Regions from separate parts of the Homo sapiens genome. Here region 1 is linked to region 2. Evidence: chromatin contacts called from ENCODE Hi-C or POLR2A ChIA-PET data. All regions are on one chromosome and are shown on one strand. The core of a region is the stretch at or near the end of the contact, and the rest is flanking DNA. Distances in the headings are between cores, read along the strand shown. Region 1 holds the start of MFAP2 (microfibril associated protein 2). Region 2 has its middle 9.9 kb from the start of RNU1-2.

Region 1 (6,706 bases), core at 1,935-4,434, 76 kb after region 2:
TCCTAGGACTCCACATGCTCCTGCCTCCCTCAGAGCCTTTGCACCTGACACTCCCTGGGCCTGTGAGGCCTGCTCAGCTCCTTCAGGTCTTCCCTGGAATTTCAGCTGTGCCAAGATGCCGCCCCACCTCCAGCCCACCAGCCCTCCTGCTGATTTCTGTCCAGCACTCAGCACATGCTGGAGTTTCTCATGTCTGCTTGTTTCCTATTTGTCTCCCTTCCCTGGACTGGCAGCATGATGAGGAGCAACGATGTGTCTGCCTGGTTCATCGCTGAATCCCCAGGGCCTAGCCCAGCACTTGGCACGTGGTAGGGACTCAACACATCGCTGCTGAATGAATGAATGTTGGCCCTGCTAGGACTTTTGTGGTCCTCATTGATTCTCTTCATTTGGCCAGTAGGGACCCCCACAAGGTCAGGACTGTATAGAGCAGAAGGGCCCTGAATGGATCTAGAACTCAAGCATCCGGACTCCCTGCCTTGGGTGCCCCTGCACCTGCACATCGGCTCCCAGAGAGGCCTTGTGCCTTGTGCCCACGGAGTCCTTGTGCCTGGGACGTGCCCTCCAGAACCCTGCCTGCCTGCTGCTGTGGAAGGCTGGGGGAAGGGCCAGGAGCTGCCTCCAGATGCTGCCAGGGTTGGCTGGTCCAGTCTGTGGTCCAAGCAGGCAGAAGGCCCTGGGAGCTGGGGAGCTGAGTTCTGGTCATAAGTCGTGACAAAGGCTCACTATGAATTCCCCCTACTAACCCTACTCCTCAGCCCCACATAAGAGGAGCTACCCCCTGCCCCAGGAGCCACTTACCAGGCAGGAATAGCAGGAAGAGGTAGGCAGCTCTCATGGCAACAAAGAGGCAGGCCGGGGTGGTGTCAGAGAGGACAGCTGGGGAAAGACCGGTGGGAGAGCTCTACCCAGGGCCACACCCAGGACAGCAGAGCTCACCTTTGATCCCCTGATTTCGCCCTGGAGAAGGTGGCACCCAGAATAGAAGCCAGGCATGGGAGGGCTGGAGTGGAGGGACATCCCAGTCCCTGCTGGCCCACCCAGGTGTTCAGGTCACAAGGGACAAGGCCTCCAACCCAGCTCCAGGGCTGATCCTGACAAGCAAACCCCGTGTAGTGGGTGTACTTGATGTGGTCAGGGAAGGGCGGACCCTGCCCTGCTCACTAAGGGGACATTCCTAATGTGCTCCCAGCCCAGGCCATTCTGTCCTCACCCACACCCGTGCTCAGCCCTCTGGCCCAGTGGCTCCCTGGGTGTCCAAGGCACTGACTGCGTGAATCACTGAACCCAGGCCCATCCTTGGGACCCCAGCCCTGGCCAGCCGGCATCACCGCCTGGACTCAGCAGCTTCTGCCAAGCCACCACCTGCTCCCAATTAGCCCCTGGGCCCTAAGCATCCTGCTCAGCAGGAAACCACATACACATGGGCCTGCCCGGCCCCCAGAGCGGCCAGGCCGGGCAGGGCTCCCAGCTCCCAGAAGACTCCTCTCCTGCCAGGCCTCCAGGCCTCGCAAGACCTGGCTGTGTGCATCACAGGCTCACGAGACCCGGGCTATTTGCAGCAGCAGGAAGCACGAGAGTGAAGCCTGAGGGGGCTCCTCTGGATCCCAGAAAGGCAGCACTGAAGGGGCCGTGACATCACCCAGGCTGGGGGTTCTGCACCCCCTGACACTGTAGGCAAGTGTGTGTGTCATTTGGAGGGAGAGGGCATGGGGTCCGTGGCTTTCATCAGGCTCCTGACATTCAAGAGCCCAGCCTCCAGTCCTGGCTACACGGTGGGACTTGGGGGAGCCTCCGGTTCCCCACATCCAGCCCCAGCTCAGTGGAGGGCCACCTCAGGTCCGTCAGCCTTCTGTAGGGAGGGCTGCGAGGGCGGGGTCCATCCAGGAGGGCCCCTCCCGGCTGCAACCCAGGAAGTCCTTTCAGAGAGCTAGCTGGAAACCCCAACTTTGGTCTATTTTCCCCACTGGGAGTCCAGGGAGAGGGGAGGGAAAGGGGAGAAAGCAGGAGGTCTTTCCCTCCTTCCTCTCAATCCTGAGGCCTCCTGACCCCCTGGCTCCTCTCATGCATTAGGCACCTCACTAAGGTGGAGTGGGAGCCGGGAGACGAAGCTCAGGACCAAGCTGCCCCAGAGGCGAGGGATAGCTGGCTCCCCACACCCCATTCTGAAAACCCTTGACCTCCTCATGGGAGGGGGATGAAAAGACCCAGAGAGCCTTCCTTGCCCTTCTCCCCATCCGTCAGGTCGGTCGGAGCCCCCGCTGCTCAGCAGAAGGCGCTGAATTGGGGCAAGAGGGGTTGCAAGGTGTTGGGGGATGCCTGTCGGTACCCTGCGGGGAGTCTTCCTCCCCTAGGACTGGCCCCCGAACCCAGGCTTATTGGGGGAAGGAGGCCCACGGGCTAGCGGGGAGGCAGGAAAGAGAGAAGTCAGTGTGGAGTTCATGAACTCCTCCCACGGGACCACATCTCCGAGCTCTTCTAGACGAAGGGGTTTTGGGGCGTGCGGGAGGCCAGGACCTGCCTGGGAGGCTGCCCCACCCCCACCTCTGGCCTCTTCCACAGCTGCGGCCTCCCCCACCCCCGACTCCCCTGCGTCCTGGGAGGTGGGGGACAGGGGGCCCCGACGCTCGCTCAGACATCAGACGGAGGGAGGGCTCTGCCGGCTCCAGAGCCGGGCTCAGGGGGAGGGGTCCCGGCGGGAGAAACCCAGATGTTGCAGCGCCGCACAGCTGGGAACAATCAGCCGCGGAAACTTGCTCCGCGCGCCCTCGCGCTCCCGTCTCTGATCTCTCTTTGTCTCTCTGCGTCTCTGTCTCGGCCATTCCCACCGGACCCCCCCCCCCCACCCCACCCGCCACATTCCAACCTCCCCGGGAGAACAAAAGATGTCCCATCCCCCGACGACCTCACCTCTGGCTCCCCCCAAACTCGGGCTCCCCGCCCTTCCCAATTCGCGTTCTCTCTGCAGAGCAACCCCAAACTTTCCAGGTGCCCCCTTGGCCTCCGCTCTGAAGGCGCGGGGTTCAGGAACCTCCGCGGCTGCCCCAGGATCGAGGACCCAGAGAGCCTGGCACCCTCGCCCCCGCGCCGGGGGACCCGCCGACGCCCCTGACCGCCCCCCGGGGCCCCCAAGCGCCAGGCCCGCGCCTACCTGTCCGGGTCACTCCGCCGCCCGCTCCGAGTCCGCCCGCCGGAGCCGCCCCTTGGCCCGCTCCGAGTCCCCCTCCGGGCCCCCGACGGGGCTGGCGCCCGCCCTCCAGCCCCGGAGCCGCTGGGTCCTAACGCGAGCTGCCCGCATGGGCCGCCACGCCGTGCCCTCGGGGTTCCATCTCCTGGGGGGGGGGGTGTCCCCGGGGTAGAGGCGCCCGGGGCCGTCCTCACGTCTGTGCAAAGCTTCCTCCTCCTCACAGCTGCTCCTCACTCGACGTCGACGGGGTGAGGGGGGTGAGGTGGGCAAGGGTAGGTGTGTTGCCCATTTCACAGAGGAGGAAATCAAGCCTCCCAAAGTGACTCACCCTAGGCCCCTCAGCCAGAAAGTAAGCCTCGATCTCCCTCTGCCTTCTCCCAGCTTCCAGGACACTCTCCTGCCTTGGTTTTCCTTCTGCCTCTCCAGCCAAGCCTGCTGCCTCTCTCAGGCCCGCACCCTCCTCTCCTACACTGCTGAGCTCTGGGCCATGGCTGGCTTCCACAACCAGCGGTTCTTTCTTTCCTTTTCTAGAGACAGGGTCTTGCTGTGTTGCCCAGGCTCGTCTGGAACTTCCGGCCTCGAAATTTTGGCCTCAAGCATTCCTCCTGTCTCATCCTCCTGGGCTGTTGGGATTACAGGCATGAGTCCCTGCCCCCGGCCATAACCAGCACCTCTTTCAGCCCTGACCCAGCCTATGTGTCCCACAAATGTCCTCAAGATGCATCAGCTTCAACAAGCATCCAAGTCCAAATTCACGACCTCCTAACTCTCCCCCAGACCTGGCCCTCCAGGATTCCCAGTCCCCCCTTGGCCCCGCAGCCTTCCATTACCCAGGCTTCCTCCCCTGCCCTTAGCCCTGCATCTAATCCAGCACCCACCCGTGAATGCTACCTGAAAAATTTCTTTTGTGACTCCGTTCACTGCTCCCACCCTGGCCTAAGCCACTGTGAGACCAAGTTGCAATCCCAAGAAACCGCATTTGCTCTTTCTGCTTGTCAGAAGCTGACAAAGCCCTGACTCAGTGACTGGGGGCAGCCCAACGGAAGGATGCCTTGAAGATGGCAGGCAGGGCAGAACACAGGCTCCCACGCCTCTTGCCTGAATCACTGCATTGTTAGAAAATATAAGTTAAATGATCCTGGCTGTGCCTTTTCCTGTACATAAGATAGCACCTGACAGGATTGACGATTATGCCTCTATAATCTATATAACTAGGTGCATCCTCGAACCCAAACCTTGGCGAGATTTGCACTAGTGTAGCTTCTGAAGACATTTGATGTAAATTTTTCTTCTTCTTTTTTTAATGAGACCGGGTCTCGCTCTGTCATCCAGGCTGGAGTGCAGTGGCACCATCACAGCTCACCTCTTGGGCTCAAGTGATCCTTCCACCTCAGCCTCCCAAGTAGCTGGGACTACAGGCAAGAGCCGCCATGCCTGGCTAATTTTTTTTTTTTTTTTTTTTTTTTGTATTTTTTGTAGAGAAGGGGTTTTGCCGTGTTTGCCCAGTCTGGTCTCAAACTCCTGAGCTCAAGCAATCCACCCGCCTCAGCCTCCAAAAGTGCTGGGATTACGGACGTGAGCCACCGTGCCTGACCATAGCTTCTGAGCACACACAGAACCGCCTGCCTCTGTATCTAAACTGTGGGCTGAAATGCTGCTTTGGCGCAGTCTAACAGAAACTCTCTGAAACCCTCTCCCAGGGTGCAGTCCTCAGTAAGACTCAATAAAACTAACTTTAATTTTTTCAATGGCTGATTTTTTTTTTTTTTTTGAAATGGAGTTTAACTCTGTTGCCCAGGCTGGAGTGCAGTGGTGTGACCTCGGCTCCCTGTAACCTCCACCTCCCGGGTTCAAGAGGTTCTCCCAACCCAGCCTCTCGGGTAGCTGGGATTACAGGCACATGCCAGCATGCCAGGCTAATTTTTGCTTTTTTTTTTTGAGTAGAGACAGGGTTTCACCATGTTGGCCAGGCTCCTGACCTTAGCTGATCCGCCTGCCTTGGGTTCCCAAAGTGCTGGGATTATAGGCATGAGCCACTGTGCCTGGCCAAAAGGTGGATTTTTTCTTTTTCTTTTTTTTTGAGACAGGGTCTTGCTATCTCCCAGGCTGGAGTGCAGTGGTGCATCCTCAACTCACTGCAACCTCTGCCTCCTGGGTTCAAGCGATTCTCATGCCTCAGCCTCCAGAGTAGTGGGGACTACAGGCACCCACCACCATGCCTGGCTATTTTTTTTTTTTTTTTTATTTCTCGTAGAGACGAGGCTTCTCCATGTTGTCCAGGCTCGTCTCGTACTCCTGACCTCAGCTGATCCACCCACCTTGGCCTCCCAAAGTGCTGGAATTACAGGCGTGAGCCACTGCACCTGGTCAAAAGGCTGATTTCTTATTTAGTTGACACCACCATCATTTGCCTGGGCTCTGCGATAGCCTCCACTCTGGGCTCTCCCACGTGGGTCCTGCCTCCCTCACCCCCGCAGATCGTGCCCCTTCTACTGATCGCCTTTCACTCAGGTTAGAGGCTCAACTTCCCTGTGGCTTCCAGGGCCCCGGCCCTTTATGGCAGCCTGGCTCTGCCTCCTCTTCCTCCTCCAGCCACTGGCCTTTGGGGGTTTTCTCCCAAACCCCTCTCCCTCCCACACTGAGGCGTTTCTTCCTCCCGAGCACTGGCTGAGGTCTCCTCCATGGGGTCACAGATCAAACCCTCCCTTCCTCAGAGGGGCCTTCCCTTTTTCCTTTTTTTGTGCTTTCTAGCTTTACTGCTTGCAGTTGTCTTGTTGGCCTATGTCTGTGACCATCTGAGCCCTGTCCCTCTTCCCGATGAGACTGTCATCTTGCCCCGTGAAGGCCAGGACCAAGGCTGTTTTTGCTCATCTTCAGTTTTGCTCATTAAGTTCAGAGCCCGGCTCAGAGCAGCAGTTCAGCAAACATTGGTGGAATGAATGAGTGAACTGTACACTAAACTCTTCCCGGAGAAGCTGGCTGGGGGTGCAGATCCTCTGCGTGAGGGGCAGCCTTCAGCCCTGCCCAGGAGCCTAGGCCTGAGGCGGGAGTGAGAGTTGTAGGGGCTGCGGGCTGGGAGGAGATGAGGATGGCCCCTGATTTAGACCCTTGCCATCTGATCTCTTCATCGCCAGTCATTCCCCCACCTCCCTTAGACTCTGAGTCTTAGGGAGGGAGTAAATATGCCCTGTGCCTCCTTCATTCCCATGCCCCGCCCCCCAGTGTCTATTGCAGGGCAGCAGAGACTTTTGTCACCTGGAGAGAGGTGGGCCCTCAGGCCAGGCCAGCCCAGCCCTCTCTGCCTGCCCTTAGACCCCACTGCTGCCAGGAGCAATCCCACTGGCAAAAGAGAGGAACTCACCCAGCAGAAATGCTGTCCCCTACCCTTGAAAAAAGGAGGGAGGTTGGGTGCAGTGGCTCACACCTGTAATCTCAGCAGTTTAGGAGACCAAGGCGGGTGGACCGCTTGAGCCCAGGGGTTTGAGACCAGCCTGGACAGCATGGCAAAACCCCATCTCT
Region 2 (6,302 bases), core at 300-2,799:
AAAATTAAAAGAAAAACACTCCCTCTTGCTATCAACCTGCCCTCTTGCTCTAACATGTCTGACCCATGGTTTAAAATGCCCAAAAGCTGATGTACTCAAATTATAATACACTTACCTGTTCTGCACCAGCATTTATTTTTGTCTGGAGGAGATCACCATCCATGGTCCTGTAAATGTCTAACGGCATGGAATGATGAAGGGCAGTGTCTTTTAGGATATTTGGTTATATCTATATATATGGCTCTGAAGAAACCCAACATTGGGCGAGTTCCCTCAAACTTTTCACTAGGCATGACCACTGCTCTATTTTAGATAGAGATTCTGTGGGGCAAAACCTGAGAATTATCTGCCTGGCTATCAAGAAGATAGCTCCTTGCATTTTTTTGGGGAGAACACTTGCTTCAAGGGAGTGTTTCCTCCCAGGATTACAAATCTTTTTGTAACCTCAGGAAACATTGCTGATGAAAACCAGGCATGGTGGCTCTGGCCTGTAATCCCAGTGACTCAGGGGCTGAGACAGGAGAATCACTTAAGCCAAAGAGTTTGAGGCTGCAGTGAGCTATGATGGCGCCACTGCACTCCAGCCTGAGCCACAGAGCCAGACACTGTCTCTGAAAGAAAAAGAAAAAGAAAGAAAAACATTGCTGATGAAACTGCGGCCTCTTTTGCAGCTCTATAAAAAGGTATTTAGTCACTGGCTAAGGTTGTACTAGATAATCACATCACTTTAGGTGATACATTTAGCTGAGCAGGGAGATGTGTGGTGGCAAATACCTTTTGTTGCATATACATATACATTTCCCATGTAGTAGAACCTTCTCTAGAAAAAATCAGAAAAGAAGCCACTTGGCTGCAAGAAATCACTAAAGAAGAAATGGGGTTTGATGTTTTCCCTGATGTTTTCAGTTGGCTGAAACATCAAATCCCAGTTCCCTGGTTCCCTTACTGTTCCAGGATACAGATTCTCTTTGTGATGATCATTCTTGTATGCATTATATTTCTACTACTCAAATTATTAATGTTATGTATTTCTCATTGTTTTACTTCTTTTGAGAAACTAAATTCATGGTACTCTGAAAACTAGAGATGATTCAACAAGTGACAGCAACTATAGAATTGGCCGAGATATCTCTCTCTCTCTCTCTCTCTCTTTTTTTTTTTTTTTTTCCATGTTGTGATGCCACACCAGTTCAGCTTTTGGACGCTGTTAAAAAGAGAGGTCTCCTTCCCTCCCCTGACCCCCGTGTGGGACAGGACTATCTGGGAATGAGCCATTCTGGCAAGGAGGGACACAGCTTTTGATCGACAATGCTTTCAAGAAATACTTTTTTTTTTTTTAAACGGAGTCTCGCTCTGTCGCCCAGGCTGGAGTGCAGTGGGCGATCTCAGCTCACTGCAAGCTCCGCCTCCCGGGTTCACGCCATTCTCCTGCCTCAGCCTCTGCGAGTAGCTGAGACTACAGGCGCCCGCCACCACGCCAGGCTAATTTTTTTTTTTTATTTTTAGTAGAGACGGGGTTTCACCGTGGTCTCGATCTCCTGACCTCGTGATCGGCCCGCCTCAGCCTCCCAAAGTGCTGGGCTTACAAGCGTCAGCCACCGCGCCCGGCCAAGAAAGACTTTTCATCTAAAGGGAGAATGGGGAAAGAAGAGAACTTTTTTATTTTCAAATTCTCAGGCCCAGCGAGGCATTACATTGAGACAGCAACCACATTCTGCTTCCTTTTTGTACACTACTGTATTTGAAAAACAAAAAAACAAACCTACAAGACTCATAAAACTGGACAACTTTCTTTATAACACTACTACTCGTAAAACCAGTAAGGATGGCTGGTTTGCAGTTATCTGAGCAGCTTCTCTAGTTTCATAGACATGATTTCTCTCTGTTATTAAAGGGCTCCCAATTTTAAGTGGAATGCTACTTCACAAAGATAACCAGGTTTGAAAGGGTCCGGTTTGCTTTGTAATCCGAAACGTTCCAGTCTGCTATTAAAAGCCATTATTTGAAGACGGGTGCACAGGCTTCCAGCTGCCCGCCAGAAGGGTCCTCCGCAGGACACAGGTTAAGTAATCACTTCTTCGGGGGAGACTAGATGCAGGGTCTCGGCGCACCTCCCCAAAAGACAAGGGCGAGACAGAAAGGAGGGACAGGCGGACGTCACTTCCCCCGCCGGCTGCGGCACCGGGTTGGTGGGCTGAGTGGAGGAGGGTGGGGCGGAAGAACAGAAGGGGACTGGGAAAGGCACTGTTGGTGACATCACCGATAGGGCGTTTCTATGTAGATGAGGCAGCGCAGGGGCTGCTGCTTCGCCATGAAGGATTTCCCGTGCTGTAGGAGCAAGTCCGGGACCGCTGGCTGGACGTGAGCGTCCTAGCTGTGCGTTAGGGCTAGGAGGGCTCAGGGTGATTGGGGATTGGCTGGGGTGGTGCTCGGGGCAAGTGACCGTGCGTGTAAAGGGTGAGGCGTATGGAGCTGTGGCGGGGCGGAAGTTCACATGTGTGGTATGTAGAGCACATGTTATGGTTATCAAAGTGGTTTACTGTAAGGCTGAGGGCTATGCATTCTATGGCTATGTTGTTGTCTCTTATTTTTCCAAACGTGGAAACCTCTGTTTTGTAACTTGTAGTAATAAGGTAGAAATTAAAAAGAAAAAGTATTTTCCTGTACTTGCTTGGCTGCAAGGTCAGGAACAGATAGTTTCTGAAAAACCACATCGCTGAGAAATGAGTTCTGGAGACTCTCTTAACAGTCTGTTATCCCTAGGAAGGATAAGAGCAAGAAACAGCAAATGCTTTTATTACCTTCTCTTTTCCCTTTACCATTTCTCACTATTCAAGTTTTGTTAAGTTCTTGATTTCCCTTCAGTGCAGCTGCAAGGTCACCAGCTATTCTTGCCTCGTGAGACCTGTCACAGTTTGACTAGCTGCCTTTGTTCTGCTTCTGTAAGCCCTCTTGCCTGCCCCGCGAGTTTGGTGCCATCATAGTCCCACCATGCCATTCAAACTAGCCAACCCCCTTTTTGAAGTGTGTATAAAAGTCAAACCCTGTCTTTGTTCGGGGCTCAGCCTTTGGATTTTAATCCTCTGGGCCTGAGGGCACTCAATAAAATCCTCCTGTTCCACCCATTGGTCTCTCTGTTCTCCTGATTCCCACAACAGTAGTAGGGGACTGTGTCTGCACTTTCCCCTGGTCTTTCACGGTATGAATAATAGCCTTTTTTTTTTCGCCTATAGTCGCAGGCTCGGTCTCAGTGATTTTATGGTGTGGTCAGCTGTTTTTGTTTTTGTGAGACCTTGTTTACTGTCCTGGGACAGATGTCTGTAGTCACTTGTTTCCTTGGGAGGCAAATTTCAGTCTCTGTGGCAGAGGTCTCTCATGTTAGCTGTGGTGGTACTTGGCAGGCGGAGCTCAGGGATCTAGGCTTCCCTGCTTTGTAGACTGCTCAATGGTCCCCAAGGCCTACTGGCTTTTACCACCACTTGAAAACCTTAGTGTTTTTCCACTGTCCCCAGAGTCACCTCTTACACAGACTTATTTTGTTTGTCTTTTTCCCCGAGACAGAGTCTCACTCTATCTGGTAGCATCTTGGTTTAAGCGATCCTCCCACCTCAGCCTCTGGAGTAGCAGAGGCACGAGTCACCACAGCCAGCTAATTTCTGTTCTTGGTTTTGTTGTGGTGGTGGTTGTTTTGTTTTTTAAGAGTTGAAGTTTCACCATGTTGCCCAGGTTGGTCTCCAACTCCTGGACTCAAATAATCCGCCCTGCCTTGGCCTTCTAAAGTCCTGGGATTACAGGTGTGATCCATCACACCTGGCCAGCCCCTGCTTTTCACTATAGCATTCATGGGAGTTTGCAGGATTTCTGTGCTGGGGGGAACGTGTACTCAGCTCATACAGCCAAGTAGAAATTGTACTTGGAACTGGTGCCGTTGGGTTGTAGACATAACATGCTTGCTGTTTGTATGGGAAGGGCTTTGCCAGTGCTCTGTGCCCCTGTGCAGGGCATCCAGGCCTGCAGGTCAGAACGGCAGTCTCACCTATGAGTTTGTGTAATACGCAGCAATTCTCCCTGGAATATAAGATGGGTGGTCTTGTGAGGTTCCTACAAGTAAGAAGACAAATTTCCCTTCAGTTTGTATTGACAAAATTCAAAATTAATAATAACAGCCCAACCTCTTGAATGATAAATGTCCTTTACATTGACAGACCAGAACTGCCCTGCTTGCCTCAGCTCCTCTGTGCAGGTGCAGCTCACAATTCCCCCCACACAGGTCATTTCCTCCCTGCTTTCTCCAAAAGAGGGAGACAGCAGTTCTGCAGGACCACAGGGCTCAAGGCCTTCCAGGGCCAAAAATCTCAGAAGAAGTTGCCCGTTCTGCCTGTACCTCACGACTGACCTAGAAATGGCCTTTGCTAGGAGCAAAGTAGGGGGAAATGGTCGCCAGAGCTGGGGCCTGGGTACTGGGCCAGGTTACCCCACAGGAGGGGAAGTACTCAGGGTTAGAGGGGGCCAAGCACCAAGACCTCAGCATCCTCAACCTCCAAAAGGACTCAGAGAGATGCAGAAACCGAGACAGGGTTCCTCTTTCAAGGAAAGAGACTTTTGAGGAAGACCCCAGGGCTCTGAACCAAAATCCAGATTTTTCCCCATCTGCAGCTTAATTCCACCTTAGTTGGTGCAACTTCATCCTTCCCCTATGCTCAGGACAAAAAACAGTTCTTCTATAGGCTGGTCATTCTCTGGCCCCATACATCCTATTGGTCAGAAAATTATGTTTTTTCTTTGGTTAACTGCAGACTTTGGTCTGCACAGTCTTTTTCTTTCTTGGTCTGAAAACCACCCAGTAGTCCCATATGTAGCTTTTTTGGATAAACCTAGAAATTGACCCTGCTGGTCTTAAAGCTTGAAACTTAATATTTGTTTCGTCTGAGTTCCTTCCTCAGGAAACAACCTTCAGGCCTCTCAAAAAAGCCATCAAAGAACTGAAATTCATCCAGACAATGAGATGCTGGGACCCCTCATTCATCATGATTGCTTCCTTGCTCCTCCCTAGTTCCTGTTTTCTTACACATTGTTACATTTCTTCCCTGCCATATAAACCTCTGGTTTTGTTGGTCAGGGAGATGGATTTGAGACTGAGTTCTCATCTCCCCCACTGCAGCACCCTATTAAAGCGCCTTCCTTGGCAATAATCATCTCGGTGATTGGCTTTCTCTGTGGCAACCAGCAGGAATCCCAGATCTCTGAATTTTGGCAAAGGAGTCTCCTGATAAAGGTGGGATGGATTCTACTGACCAACATCAAAACGATCAGACATTTGAAAGCCTTAATCTCAGGGTCGGGGTTTGGGCCGCCCTTGGGCCTTTTCCTTGGGCCTAACCATTAAAATCAGCCTAGCCAGGTCTGTCTTCCAGGCACAGGGGTAGGGCCAGATACTCCTGATGCTTTTTGACGCTTCTCCCACTGGGTGGGCAACAACCCTCCCCTTCCCTGTGACCTGCAGAGAAGCTTCAGGGGGCGTTTATTCAATTTGCTAGGAGCCTACAAAGCACAGGTACACGGTGACTCTGTGGTTCCCACTGCACCTGCCACTCTCCTTGGTCCCCTCACTGTCTCTGGCAGGCAGTAATGTTCTGGGTGAGCTTGGGTGCTGAAGACACCCAGGCAGGGAGGGTAGGGAAAGGCACCAGCCCCTTAGGTCCTGCGCATTAGGGATCCAAAAAACATCTGAAGAAACAGAAAGGGAGCGTTGGAAGTAGATCAAAGGGAAAGAAAGAAATCCTAGGAGATTTCCTATCTGAAGGCACCATGAAGAGAAAGTCCGCCTCCTCTGGGCCGCGTCCTCCTGTTGCAGGTGAACCGAGTTCCGGTCTCCATTGGAAACCAAAGCAGGTAACTTTGCCCTGACTCCTAGTTAGGAAGCCATGCTTTGTCCTCCCCTGTTTAGCACTTGATCCTGTAGCACTTGATTGTCTCTCCCTGGCTTTCTATGGATTCCAGAGATGCAACTGAGAAGTTTGTTTTTAATGCACTTTTCCTTAAAGTAAGAGTATTTCAGGCCGGGCACGGTGGCTTACACCTGTAATCCCAACACTTTGGGAGGCAGAGGTGGGCATTTTACTTGAGGTCAGGAGTTCGAGACCAGCCTGGCCAACATGGCGAAACTCTGTCTCTACGAAAAATACAAAAATTAGCCAGGTATGTTGGCACCGGCCTGTAGTCCCAGCTACTCGAGAGGCTGAGGCAAGAGAAACCTGTGAACATGGGAAGGGGAAGTTGCAGTGAACTGATATCAAAAAAAA

The links. Hi-C counts contacts between places; a loop is a spot of excess contacts on that map. ChIA-PET counts read pairs that join two places held with the same protein, here RNA polymerase II (POLR2A). Pooled maps may share reads with other maps.
Region 1: a pooled map shows a loop between it and region 2 (1.9-fold over the local background). The contact joins the promoter of MFAP2 here to the enhancer-like site in region 2. A Hi-C loop is called at or near these places in 1 of 50 pooled maps. POLR2A ChIA-PET finds 5 or more read pairs at or near these places in 7 of 52 experiments (AG04449, H1, K562 and 4 more).

Annotation. Positions count from the first base shown.
Region 1 is chr1:16,977,436-16,984,141 of GRCh38, forward strand. It overlaps MFAP2 (microfibril associated protein 2), which reads right to left and starts at 3,185. Exons shown (of 9, transcript NM_002403.4): 1 at 3,152-3,185; 2 at 802-879. The coding sequence starts at 838. It overlaps LOC105376806 (a long non-coding RNA gene), which reads left to right. Exons shown (of 2, transcript XR_947003.3): 2 at 234-360. RefSeq lists enhancers at 947-1,452, 1,453-1,960, 1,961-2,466.
Region 2 is chr1:16,902,701-16,909,002 of GRCh38, forward strand. No RefSeq gene overlaps it. Among named protein-coding and RNA genes, the nearest start is that of RNU1-2, 9.9 kb to the left of the region's middle. RefSeq lists enhancers at 1,128-1,407, 1,594-2,233, 1,878-1,927, 2,028-2,077, 2,234-2,873 and a silencer at 2,614-2,908. Within about 2 kb of position 1,550, at least 41 of the 41 ENCODE cell types and tissues checked have a DNase peak (open chromatin) inside an H3K27ac peak, as active enhancers do; they include Panc1, where a contact is called at or near this core.